Linked DNA regions of Homo sapiens: all the other regions are linked to region 2. Evidence: read pairs that join two places in POLR2A ChIA-PET (ENCODE). Cell type or tissue: GM12878. All regions are shown on one strand. Region 1 has its middle 420 kb from the start of LINC03051. Region 2 overlaps LOC107986118 (a long non-coding RNA gene). Region 3 overlaps TMEM39A (transmembrane protein 39A).

Region 1 (4,000 bases), 1.1 Mb after region 2:
TATTTGGTTAATTTTTTCTAGATATTTTATTTTATTTGTATTTATTGTAAATGGCACTAATTTCTTGATTTCTTTTTCAGATTGTTCACAGTTGGTATATAGAAATGCTACTGACTTTTGCATGTTGATTTAATATCTTATAACTCCACTAAGTTTACTAGTTCTAATAGATTTTTGGATGAGTTTTTAGGATTTTATAAATATAAGATTATGTCATCTGCAAACAAGGATAACTTAACTTCTTTCCTTTCAATTTGGATGTCCTTTAGTTTTCTTTTCTTGTCTGATTGCTCTAAATAGGACTTCCAGTACTATATTGAATAAAGTGGTGAAGGTGGGCATTCTTATGTTATTCCAGATTTTAGTGTAAAAGCTTTCAGTTTTTTCCCATTCTGTATGATACAAGCTGTTGGTCTGTCATATACGGCTTTTATTATGTTGAGGTATGTTCTTTCTATACCCAGTTTCTGAGGGTTTTTACTATGAAGAGATGTTGAGTTTCATTATATGCTTTTTCAGCATCGGTTGAAATGATCATGATTTTTGTCCTTCATTCTGTTGATGTGACATATCACATTGATTGATTTGCATATGTCGAATCATCCTTACATTCTGGGATAAATACCACTTGGCCATGATAAATGATCTTTTAATGTGTTTTTCAGTTCAGCTTCCCAGTATTTTATTGAGAATTTTTGCATGAATGTTTATATATATATATATATATATATATATATATATATATATATTTTTTTTTTTTTTTTTTTTTTTTTTTTTTTTTTTTTTGCGGGGGTGTATCTTTTTCTGGTTTTGATCTCAAAGTAATACTGGTCTCATAGAATGATTCTGGAAGTATTCCCTCCTCTATTTTATAGAGTATTTTGAATAGAATTGCTATCACTTCTTTAAATGTTTGGTAAAATTCAGCAATGAAGTCATTGTGTCCTGGGCTTTTTTTTTGCTTGAAGACAATTTATTACAGCGTTAATCTTGTTAGTTATTACTGATCTGCTCAGGTTTTGGATTTCTTCACGGTTCAATATTGGTAGGTTGTGTGTGCCTAAAAATTTATTCATTTCTTCTAGATTTTCCCATTTATTGGCATGTAGTTGCTCATAGTAGCCACTAATAATCCTTTGAATTTATGTGGTATCAGTTGTTATTTCTCCTTTTTCATCTCAGATTTTATTTATTTGGGTTTTCTCTCTTTTTTTCTTAGTCTGGCTAAAGATTTGTCAATTTTGTTAATCTTTTTACAAAACTGACTTTTTGTTTCATTGACTTTTTGTAGTTTTTTTCATTTCAATTTCATTTATCTCTGCCCTGATCTTTATAATTTATTTTATTCTACTAATTTTGTGTTTGATTTTCTCTTGCTTTTCTAGCTCTTTAAGATGCATCATTTGGTTATTTACTTGAAGGTTTTCTTCTTTTTTGATGTCGGCATTTATCTCTATAAACTTCTCTCTTACTACTACTTTCATTGTATCCACCAGTTTTTGTATATTGTATCTCCATTATTATTTCTTTCAAGAAATTTTTCAATTTCCTTCTTAACTGCTTAGTTTACCCTTTGGTCATTCTGTAGCATATTGTTTAATTTCCATGTGTTTGTATAGGTGCCCAAATTACTCTTATTGATTTCTAATTTTATTCCATTGTAATCAGAGAAAATACTTGATATAATTTCAATATTTTGAATGTTTTAAGACTTGTTTTGTGACTTAACATATGGTTTACCTTTGAGAGTGATCTACAGGCTGAGCAAAAGAAAGTCTGTTCTGCAGCTCTTGGATAAAATGTTCTGTAAACATCTATTATGTCCATTTGGTCAGATTAAGTCCAATGTTAGTTTGCTAATTTTCTGTCTAGATGGTCTGTACGAAGGTAAAAGTGAGGGTGTTGAAGCCTCCAGCTATTATTGCATTGGGGTCTCTCTCTCTTTAGCTCTATTAATATTTGCTCTAGGTACCTGGGAGCTCCAGTGTTGAGTGCATATATGTTTAAAATTGTTATATCTTCTTGCTGAATTTACTGCTTTATTATTATATAATCTTCTTTGTCTCTTTTTATAGTTTTTGTCTTTAAATTTGTTTTGTTTGATTTAAGTGTAGATAGTTTTGCACCTTTTTTGTGTCCATTTGCAGGAATACGCTTTTCCATCCCTTTATTTTGAATTTATATGTGTCATTACAAGTGAAATGTTTTTCTCATAGGCAACAGATCATTGGATCTTTTTAAAATTCATTCAGCCACTCTGCCTCCTGATTAGAGTTTAGACTATATTGAGTGTTATTATTGATAAGTAAGAACTTACTTTTGCCATTTTGTTATTTATTTTCTGGTCGTTTCACAAATTTCTCCTTTCCTTCCTTCCTGTCTTCTTTTCAGTGAAAGTGATTTTCTCTGGTAGTATATTTTCATTTTTCTCTTTTATTTTTGTGTATTTGTTGAAGATTTTTCTGATTTGAGGTTACAATGAGGCTTGCAAATAATGTTTTAGAAGTCATTATTTTAATCTGATTTTATAAACAAATTAACAACCAAAGAGAAAACTAATACTCTACACTTCAAATTCACTCCCCACTTTTTAACTTTCTGTTGTTTCTATTTATATCTTATTGTACTGTCTATGTATTGAAAAGTTGTAGTTATTATTTTTGATAGGTATATCTTTTATTCTTTCTACTCAAGATATGAGTAACTTATATCCCACAATTACAGTGTTATAATATTCTGCATTTTTCCATTTTCTTACTATAACCCACGAGTTTTCTTCCTTCAGATTTTTTTATTGCTCATTAATATCCCTTTCTTTCAGATTGAAGAACTCTTTAGCATTTCTTGTTGGACACATCTGATATTAATGAAATCCCATAGGTTTTGATTATCTGGGAAAGTCTTTATTTCTCCCTAATGTATGAGAGATATTTTTGCTGAATATTCTATTCTGCGATAAAACTTTTTCTCCTTCAGCACTTTAAATATGTCATGCCACTCTCTACTGGCCTGTAAGATTCCCCATGAGATGTCTGTTGCCAGACATATTGGAGCTCCTTTTTATGTTATTTGTTTCTTTTGCTGCTTTTAGGATACTTTCTTCCTCCTTGACCTTTGGGAGTTTGATTATTAAATGTCTTGAAGTAGTCTCACTTGGGCTAAATCTATTTGGTGGCCTGCAGCCTTCTTGTACTTGAATATTGATATCCTTCTCTAGGTTTTGAAAGTTCTCTGACATCCCTTTGAATAAACTTGCTGCTCTGATCTCTGTCTCTTCTTTACAGTCAAGACTCTTAGATTTGCCTTTTTGAGGCTATCTTTTTTAGATCTTATGGGCATGCGTCACTCTTTTATTTTGTCTCCTCTGTCTCTGTATTTTCAAATACTCTTGTTCTCAAGTTCACTAATTTATTCTTCTGCTTGATCAAATCTGCTATTAAGAGACCCTGATGTATTCTTTGGTAAGTCCATTGCATTTTTCAACTGCAGAATTTCTGCTTGATTCTTCAAAAGTATTCCAATCTCTTTGTTAAATTTACCTAATAGGATTCTGAATTCCTTCTGTGTATTATTTTGAATTTTGTTTAACTTCCTCAAAATAGCTATTTTGAATTCTCCATCTGAAAGGACACTTACCTCTGTCTCTTCAGGATTTGTCCCTGGTGCCTTACTTAGTTCATTTGGTGAGTTCATGTTTTCTTAGATGGTCTTGATGCTTGTGGATGTTCATTGGTGTCTGGCCATTGGAGTTAGTTAATTATTGTAGTCTTCACAATCTGGACTTATTTATTCTTCTTGGGAAGATTTGCCAAGTATTCAAAAAGACTTGGGTGTTGCAATCTAAGTTTTTGGTCACTGCAGCCATATCTGCATTGGGGGGCACCCTAAGCCCAGTAATACTGTGGCTCTTGCAGACTCATACAGGTACTGCCTTGGTGTTTCTGGGTAAGACCCGGGTGAATTCCCTGTATTACCAGTATGAGACTGTTTTTCTCTTTCT
Region 2 (4,000 bases):
GAAAACCCCATTGTCTCAGCCCAAAATCTCCTTAAGCTGATAAGCAACTTCAGCAAAGTCTCAGGATACAAAATCAATGTGCAAAAATCACAAGCATTCTTATACACCAATAACAGACAAACAGAGAGCCAAATCATGAGTGAATTCCCATTCACAATTGCTTCAAAGAGAATAAAATACCTATGAATCCAACTTACAAGGGATGTGAAGGACCTCTTCAAGGAGAACTACAAACCACTGCTCAATGAAATAAAAGAGGACACAAACAAATGGAAGAACATTCTATGCTCATGGATAGGAATAATCAATATCGTGAAAATGGCCATACTGCCCAAGGTAATTTATAGATTCAATGCCATCCCCATCAAGCTACCAATGACTTTCTTCACAGAATTGGAAAAAACTACTTTAAAGTTCATATGGAACAAAGAAGGGCCTGCATTGCCAAGACAATCCTAAGCCAAAAGAAAAAAGCGGGAGACATCACGCTACCTGACTTCAAACTATACTACAAGGCTACAATAACCAAAACAGCATGGTACTGGTACCAAAACAGAGATTAGACCAATGGAACAGAACAGAACCCTCAGAAATAATACCATACATCTACAATATCTGATCTTTGACAAACCTGACAAAAACAAGAAATAGGGAAAGGATTCCCTGTTTAATAAATGGTGCTGGGAAAACTGGCCAGCCACATGTAGAAAGCTGAAACTGGATCCCTTCGTTACACCTTATACAAAAATTAATTCAAGATGGATTAAAGACTTAAGTGTTAGACCTAAAACCATAAAAACCCTAGAAGAAAACCTAGGCAATACCATTCAGGACATAGGCATGGGCAAGGACTTCATGTCTAAAACACCAAAAGCAATGGCAGCAAAAGCCAAAATTGACAAATGGGATCTAATTAAACTAAAGAGTTTCTGCACAGCAAAACAAACTACCATCAGAGTGAACAGGCAACCTACAGAATGGGAGAAAATTTTTGCAATCTACTCATCTGACAAAGGGCTAATATCCAGAATCTACAATGAACTCAAACACATTTACAAGAAAAAACAACCCCATCAAAAAGTGGGCAAAGGATATGAACAGACACTTCTCAAAAAAGACTTTTATGCAGCCAACAGACACATGAAAAAATGCTCATCATCACTGGCCATCAGAGAAATGCAAATCAAAACCACAATAAGACACCATCTCACACCAGTTAGAATGGCGATCATTAAAAAGTCAGGAAACAACAGGTGCTGAAGACGATGTGGAGAAATAGGAACACTTTTACACGTTGGCAGGACTGTAAACTAGTTCAACCATTGTGGAAGACAGTGTGGCGATTCCTCAAGGATCTAGAACTAGAAATACCATTTGACCCAGCCATCCCATTACTGGGTATATACCCAAAGGGTTATAAATCATGCTGCTCTAAAGACACATGCACACGTATGTTTATTGTGGCACTATTCACAATAGCAAAGACTTGGAACCAACCCAAATGTCCATCAATGATAGACTGGATTAAGAAAATGTGGTACATATACACCATGGAATACTATGCAGCCAGAAAAAAGGATGAGTTCATGTCCTTTGTAGGGACATGGATGAAGCTGGAAACCATCATTCTCAGCAAACTATCACAAGGACAAAAAACCAAACACCACATGTTCTCACTCATAGGTGGGAATTGAACAATGAGAACACTTGGACACAGGAAGGGGAGCATCACACACGGGGGCCTGTCATGGGCTGGGGGGAGGGGGGAGGGATAGCATTAGGAGATATACCTAATGTAAATGACGAGTTAATGGGTGCAACACACTAACATGGAGCGTGTATACATATGTAACAAACCTGCACATTGTGCACATGTACCCTAGAACTTAAAGTAGAATAATAAACAAAAATTGATAATAAAAAAATTAATTAAAAAAAAAGAGTCACAGGCAGGAAGAGTAAGATGCCAAGTATAGGAGGAAGAGTGTGTGGTGGGTTAGTAAGAAGACGGCCCTCACTCTGAACGAGGGCTAGCTCTGAAAGTCACTTGTTTTCATTTTAAGCATTTTGGTGATTTCCATCTCAAAGAACCAGAAAGAATGTGACAGCATTTTAAGAGGAAGAGGTGAACTCTCCCACTTTGATGAGTTTGCTGCCAACTTTAGCAGGCTGTGGCACTCCTGGGGAGCACCATAGCCTTAAAGCCTAGATCAGCTGCCCTATGATGGGTGCAGGCCTTATAGACATGCCCAGATGAAGTCATATCTAAAAATGAACTTCTAAACCTCACGGGAGGGTCATCTTAGAACATGAAAAACTCCCCTGAAAATTTTTGTCAGTGCAACAGGTTTTGTTTACTTGGCAACAGTGAGCCCACTGTGGGAAAGGGGTTTTCCCAGCAGTCAGGCTAGCACCGTGGGCCCTGAGTAGGCAACCTGCAAATGACAGCACTGAGGCCACTGCCAGGAGCCAGCCCAGCCCTCCCTGTGGATGCTGAACGGAAGGGTAGGAAGGTTGAGCTCAGGCCAGCTTTATCAGCATGAGGAGGTGAAGTGGCTCCAAGGTCAAGAGCAGAAAGATGGAACCTTCATTTCCACAGAGATCATCCTGTTCAGGGGTAAAGCAAAGGGCCAGGCTTCCCCTACGGTGTCGCAACAGCCTCTGCACCAACCTCTGAGTGACAAAGCTGCATCTCCCTCTCGTCATCTCTTCCTGCTGGGTCCTCTACAGTCTGTGATTGTGTTTTCATTTCATTTATAATGTCTTTCATTGTACAAATATTTTTAATTTTTATGAATTCAAATCTGTGTATCTTTTCTTTTTTCGTGGCTTCCAAGTTTTGTGTCTTGCTCACCCTAGAATTATAAAAATATACTTTCATAAATTTATCCTTTCAATTTTTCACATAAAAATTTTTAAAAGAATTTTTATGTGAATTATTTTTAAAAGAATTTCTTTTACTTTTATTACAGTAAAGCCAAGGATGGATTTACAAAAAAATAAGTGGCACTAAAGAATTTACACTGAGGAGCAGTAATTCCTGCTTTATTCTTCTCCAACCCTGGGTCTGCTCCTCAGAACAAACTCATTTAAAGTTTTTTTGTTTTGTTTTGTTTTGTTTTTGAAACAGAATCTTGCTCTGTCACCCAGGCTGGAGTGCAATGGCACAATCTTAGCTCACTGCAACCTCCGCCTCTGAAGTTCAAGCAAGTCTCATGTCTCAGCCTTCCCAGTAGCTGGGATTACAGGTATGCACCACTATGCCCAGTTTTTTGGTTTTTTTTTTTTTTTTGGAGAGCTGGGGTTTCATCACGTTGGCCAGCTGGCCTCGAACTCCTGGCCTCAAGTGATCCGCCCACCTCAGCCTCTCAAAGTGCTGGGATTACAGGCATGAGCCACTGTGCCCAGCCTCCTTTTAAATCTTTTACTTGGTTTTGTTTTGTTTTGTTTTGTTTTCCAGTAATATAGGTATTCGGGTTCGGCTTCCTTTGCCCGTCTTCATCCATCTCACCTCCAGTGTCCAGAAATTTACCTTAGAAATCTGTGGTCCACAGGTCATGCTCCTAGACACATTGTAGGAGGAAGAGGAATTAAACACATCCCATTAGTACATAATCTTGGAAGAGAAGCCTTCTGAATTTTACAATCAGGATTGGGGAAACTCTGTAAAGTACCTTCCTGGTGTTCCTTTCTTCCAGCCTCTTTGATTAAGTCACATCAAAGCGCTAATGGCAAAGTTGTTTAATGTGTGTTTCTCCAAGGCAGGTTAGGATTTCACTGGGATTCTTAAAATTTGAGGGTGTCTGTGATCGTCAAAATTTGTATTCATGTAGTCCCTCATGAAATTTCTAAAACTCGGCTGGGTGCAGTGGCTCATGCCTGTAATCCCAGCACTTTGGGAGGCCGAGGAGGGTGGATCACAAGGTCAGGAGTTTGAGACCAGCCTGGCCAATATGGTGAAACCCCATCTCTACTAAAAATTTAAAAATTAGCCTGGCAT
Region 3 (4,000 bases), 120 kb after region 2:
TTGTGTATATGGAGTTTTGTTAAATGTGGACATACCTGTGTGACTTAATCCCCTGTCAAGACTTCAGAGCGTTACACATACTCCACAAGATTCTGTCATGCCACTTTCCCATCAAACCCCACCACTGTCCAGAGACGGTTGCTTTTTTTTTTTGAGACAGGGTTTTGCTCTGTCATCCAGGCGGGAGTGCAGTAGAGCGATCTCAGCTCACTGCAGCCTTGACCTCTCAGGCTCAAGCAATTCTCCCACCTCAGCCTCCCAAGTAGTTGGGACTACATGTGCACACCACCATGCCCCGCTAATTTTTGTTTTGTTTTGTTTTGTAGAGACAGGATTTTACCATGTTGCCCAGGCTGAGGAGTAAGGTTTTTTTGATTCCAGAGTCTTTGTCTTAATCATTACTGTATCAGTAGTTCTCAAAATGTAGTTTCTAGAACAGCAGCATCAGCATCACCTATAAATTTGTTGGAAATTCTCAGAATCTACCCCAAACCTACTGAAATAGAAACTGGAAAGTAGGACCTAGCAAGTTGTGTTTTAACAAGCCCTCAAGGTGATTCTGATGCATGCTCAAGTTTGAGAATTACTGCTTTATATTATTTATGGTGCTGAAGTGTTAGCGTGAATTTATGTGGGTAATTACAAAGTATAAAATCAAGTCATAATTAGAGATTGTGCTAATAAGGATGACAGGAACAGTCTTTCTATTGGTTATACTATAGTAGGTCTGATTACATTGTTTAAACAGTTATTTAAGTCACTCATCAACTGAATTCATTAATATTACCCTTGTTTTCTACAAAATGAATTATCTGTTACGAACATTTTTCATGACTCTGATTTCATATGAGGAATATATTTTACATGAATTGTTTCTATATTTATAGATTAATATTTCAGCCATTTGAGTTGAAAATAAATTTTTAGTCATTCTCCTTACTGGTTGAATCAGAAGATTAACCGTGTCTGATTTGAACGGCTAATTATGGGTATATTGAAGAATATTTTGGCCAAGTTTAAGAGGATTACTATTATCAGGATGGCTAGCAAACTTTTCTGTTTCAATTTAAGTATATAAAGAAACTTACTCTTAGAGGCTCTCCACACCCCTTAAAACAATGAAATAATTATGTAATTTAAATACATTTTAGTTTTAAACATACAGGCATACCTCAGAGATGTTGTAAGTTCTGTTCCAGACTGCTGCAATAAAGCGAATATCACAATAAACGAGTCATGTCAATTTTTTGATTTCCTAGTGCATATGAAAGTTATGTGTACACTATACTGTAGTCTATTTTATTTTATTTTATTTTATTTTATTTTTTGAGACAAGGTCTTGCTGTGTTGCCCAGGCTGGAGTGCAGTGGTGCAATCACAGCTCACTGCAGCCTTGCCCTCCTAGGATTGCTCAAGCAATCCTAGGGGACTGGGACTGTAGCCGTGTGCCACCATGCCTGGCTAATTTTTAAATTTTTTTGTAGAGATCGGGTCTCGTTTTGTTGCCCAGGCTGGTCTTGAACTCCTGGGCTCAAGTGATCCTCTTGCCTTGGCCTCCCAAAGTGCTGGGGTTACAGAGGGGAGCCACCATGCCCAGCCTTATACTATCTGTATTCTATTAAGTACATAATAGCATTATGTCTTTTAAAAGTACATATCTTAATTAAAAAATACTTGATTGCTAAAGTATGCAGATGAGCATTTGAGCCTTCAGTGAGTTGTAATCTTGCTGGTGGAGAGTCTTGCCTCAATGTTGATGGCTGCTGACTGATCAGGGTGGTGGTTGCTGAAGGTTGGGATGGCTTTGTCACTTTCTTAAAATAAGACAACAGTGAAGTTGGCCACATCAGTTGACACTTCCTTTCATGAAACATATCTCTGTAGCATGTGATGTGTTTGATAGATAATATTTTACCCACAGTGGAACTTCTTTCAACATTGAAGTCATTTCTCTCAAACCCTATTGCTGCTGTAACAACTAAGTTTATATAATATTCTAAACTCTTTGTCATTTCAACAGTGTTCTCAGCATCTTTACCAGAAATAGATTTTATGTCAAGAAACAACTTTCTTATCCATAAGAAGCAGCTCCTTATCCGTTTAAGTTTGATTGTGAGAGAGTGCAGCCACATCTTCAGGCTTCACTTTTTTTTTTTTTTTTTTTTTTTTGAGACAGGGTCTCACTGTCGCCCAGGTTGGAGTGCAGTGGTATAATCATGGCTCACTGCAACATCTGTCTCCTGGGCTCAAGTGATCCTCCCACCTCAGCCTCTCAAGTAGCTGGGACTACAGGTGTGTGCCACCACACCCGGCTAATTTTTGTATTTTGTTTTTTTGTAGAGGTGGGGTTTTGCTATGTTGCCTAGGCTGGTGTCGAACTCCTAGGCTCAAGTGATCCAGCCTCCTTGGCTTCCCAAAGTGCTGGGATTAGAGGCATGAGCCACTGCACCTAGTCCAGGCTCCACTTCTAATTCTAGTTCTGTTGCTTTTTCTTCCACATTTGCGGTTACTTTCTCCAGTGAAGTCTTGAACCTCTCAAAGTCATCCATGAGGGTAGGAATCAACTTCCTCCACATTTGCTCGTGTTGATATTTTGACCTCCTCTCATAAATCACAAATGTTCTCAATGGCATTTAGCATGGTGAATTGTTTCCAGATGGTTTTCAGTTTACTTTGCCCAGATCCATTGGAGGAATCTCTATTTAATGCAGAAATAGCCTTACAAAACGTATTTCTTAAATAATAAGATTTGAAAATCAGAATTACTTCTTGATTCATGGCTGCAGAATGGATGCTATCTTAACAGGCATAAAAACAACAATCTCCATCAGAGCCTTTGGTGACTAGGTACACTGTCAATGAGCAGTAAGTACTTTTTTTTTTTTTTTTTGAGATGGAGTCTTTCTCTGTTGCCCAGGCTGGAATGCAGTGGTGTGATCTCAGCTCACTGCAACCTCTGCCTCCCAGGTTCAAGTGATTGTCCTGCCTCAGCCTCCCAAGTAGCTGGGACTACAGGTGCATGCCACCATGCCTGGCTAATTTCTTTGGATTTTTAGTAGAGTCGGGGTTTCGCTATGTTGGCCATGCTGGTGTCGAACTCCTGACCTCAGGTGCTCCGCCTGCCTCAGCCTCCCAAAGTGCTGGGATTACAGGCGTGAGCCACCGCACCCAGCCGTACATAATATTTTTAAAGGAATCTTTTTTCTAAACCGTAGGTTCAACAGTGAGCTTATTCAGTAAACCATGCTGTAAACAGATGTACTGTCATCCAAATATGTTGTTCTATTTCTAGAGCATTGGCAGAGTAGATTTTGCATAATTCTTAAGGATGGTAGGATTTTTGGAATGGTAAATAAGCATTGGCTTCCACTTAAAGTTACCAGCTGCGTTAGCCACTAACAAGAGAGTCAGCTTATCCTTTGAAGCTTTGAAGCCAGGCATTGACTTCTCCTCTCTAGGTATGGAAGTCTAGATGGCATCTTCTTCCAATACAGTATAAGGCTGTTTTGTCACCCTTGAAAAGTCTGTTAGTTTAGTCACCTTCATCAGTGATCTTAGCTAGGTCTTCTGGATAACTTGCTACAGTTTGTAGATTCACACTTGCTGTTTCACATTGTGCTTTTATGTTATGGGACAGCTTCTTTCCTTAAACCTCACGAACTAACCGCTGTTAACCTTCATACGTTTCTTCTGTAGCTTTCTCACCTCTCTGGAGGTTCATAGACTTAAAAAGAGTTAGGGCTTTGCTCTGGATTAGGCTTTGGTTTAGGGCAATGTCGTGGCTGGTCGATCCAGACCATATCAGCAAAACTTTCTCCATATCAGCAGTGAGGCTGTTTTCTTTGTTACCATTTGTATGTTCACTGGAGTAGCACTTTTAATTTCCTTGAATAACTTTTTCTTTGCATTTACAATTCGGCTAGCTAATACAAGAGGCCCAGCTTTCAGCTTGTCTGGGCTTTTGACATGTTTTCTCACTAAGCTTAATATCCACTTTTTG

Evidence for each region. Peaks named below come from ENCODE experiments on the same cell type or tissue, not always from the same donor. Only the 100,000 strongest peaks of a DNase experiment are listed, where the experiment ranks them.
Region 1: POLR2A ChIA-PET joins it to region 2 with 5 read pairs; 1 of 35 experiments calls an interaction of 5 or more read pairs at or near these places.
Region 3: POLR2A ChIA-PET joins it to region 2 with 11 read pairs; 3 of 35 experiments call an interaction of 5 or more read pairs at or near these places.

The regions. Positions count from the first base shown.
Region 1 is chr3:118,412,625-118,416,624 of GRCh38, reverse strand. No RefSeq gene overlaps it. Among named protein-coding and RNA genes, the nearest start is that of LINC03051, 420 kb to the right of the region's middle. In GM12878, a CTCF peak has its summit at 3,879; a DNase peak (open chromatin) is centred at 3,994; H3K27ac peaks cover 10 bases.
Region 2 is chr3:119,561,091-119,565,090 of GRCh38, reverse strand. LOC107986118 (a long non-coding RNA gene) reads right to left here. Exons shown (of 2, transcript XR_001740861.2): 2 at 2,765-2,855. Among named protein-coding and RNA genes, the nearest start is that of CD80, 3.5 kb to the right of the region's middle. RefSeq lists an enhancer at 2,133-2,722. In GM12878, no CTCF peak of the experiment used is centred here; a DNase peak (open chromatin) is centred at 2,230; H3K4me3 peaks cover 1,724 bases; H3K27ac peaks cover 2,724 bases.
Region 3 is chr3:119,441,233-119,445,232 of GRCh38, reverse strand. The region is part of intron 5 of TMEM39A (transmembrane protein 39A); the gene reads left to right. Among named protein-coding and RNA genes, the nearest start is that of TMEM39A, 20 kb to the left of the region's middle. In GM12878, no CTCF peak of the experiment used is centred here; no DNase peak of the experiment used is centred here.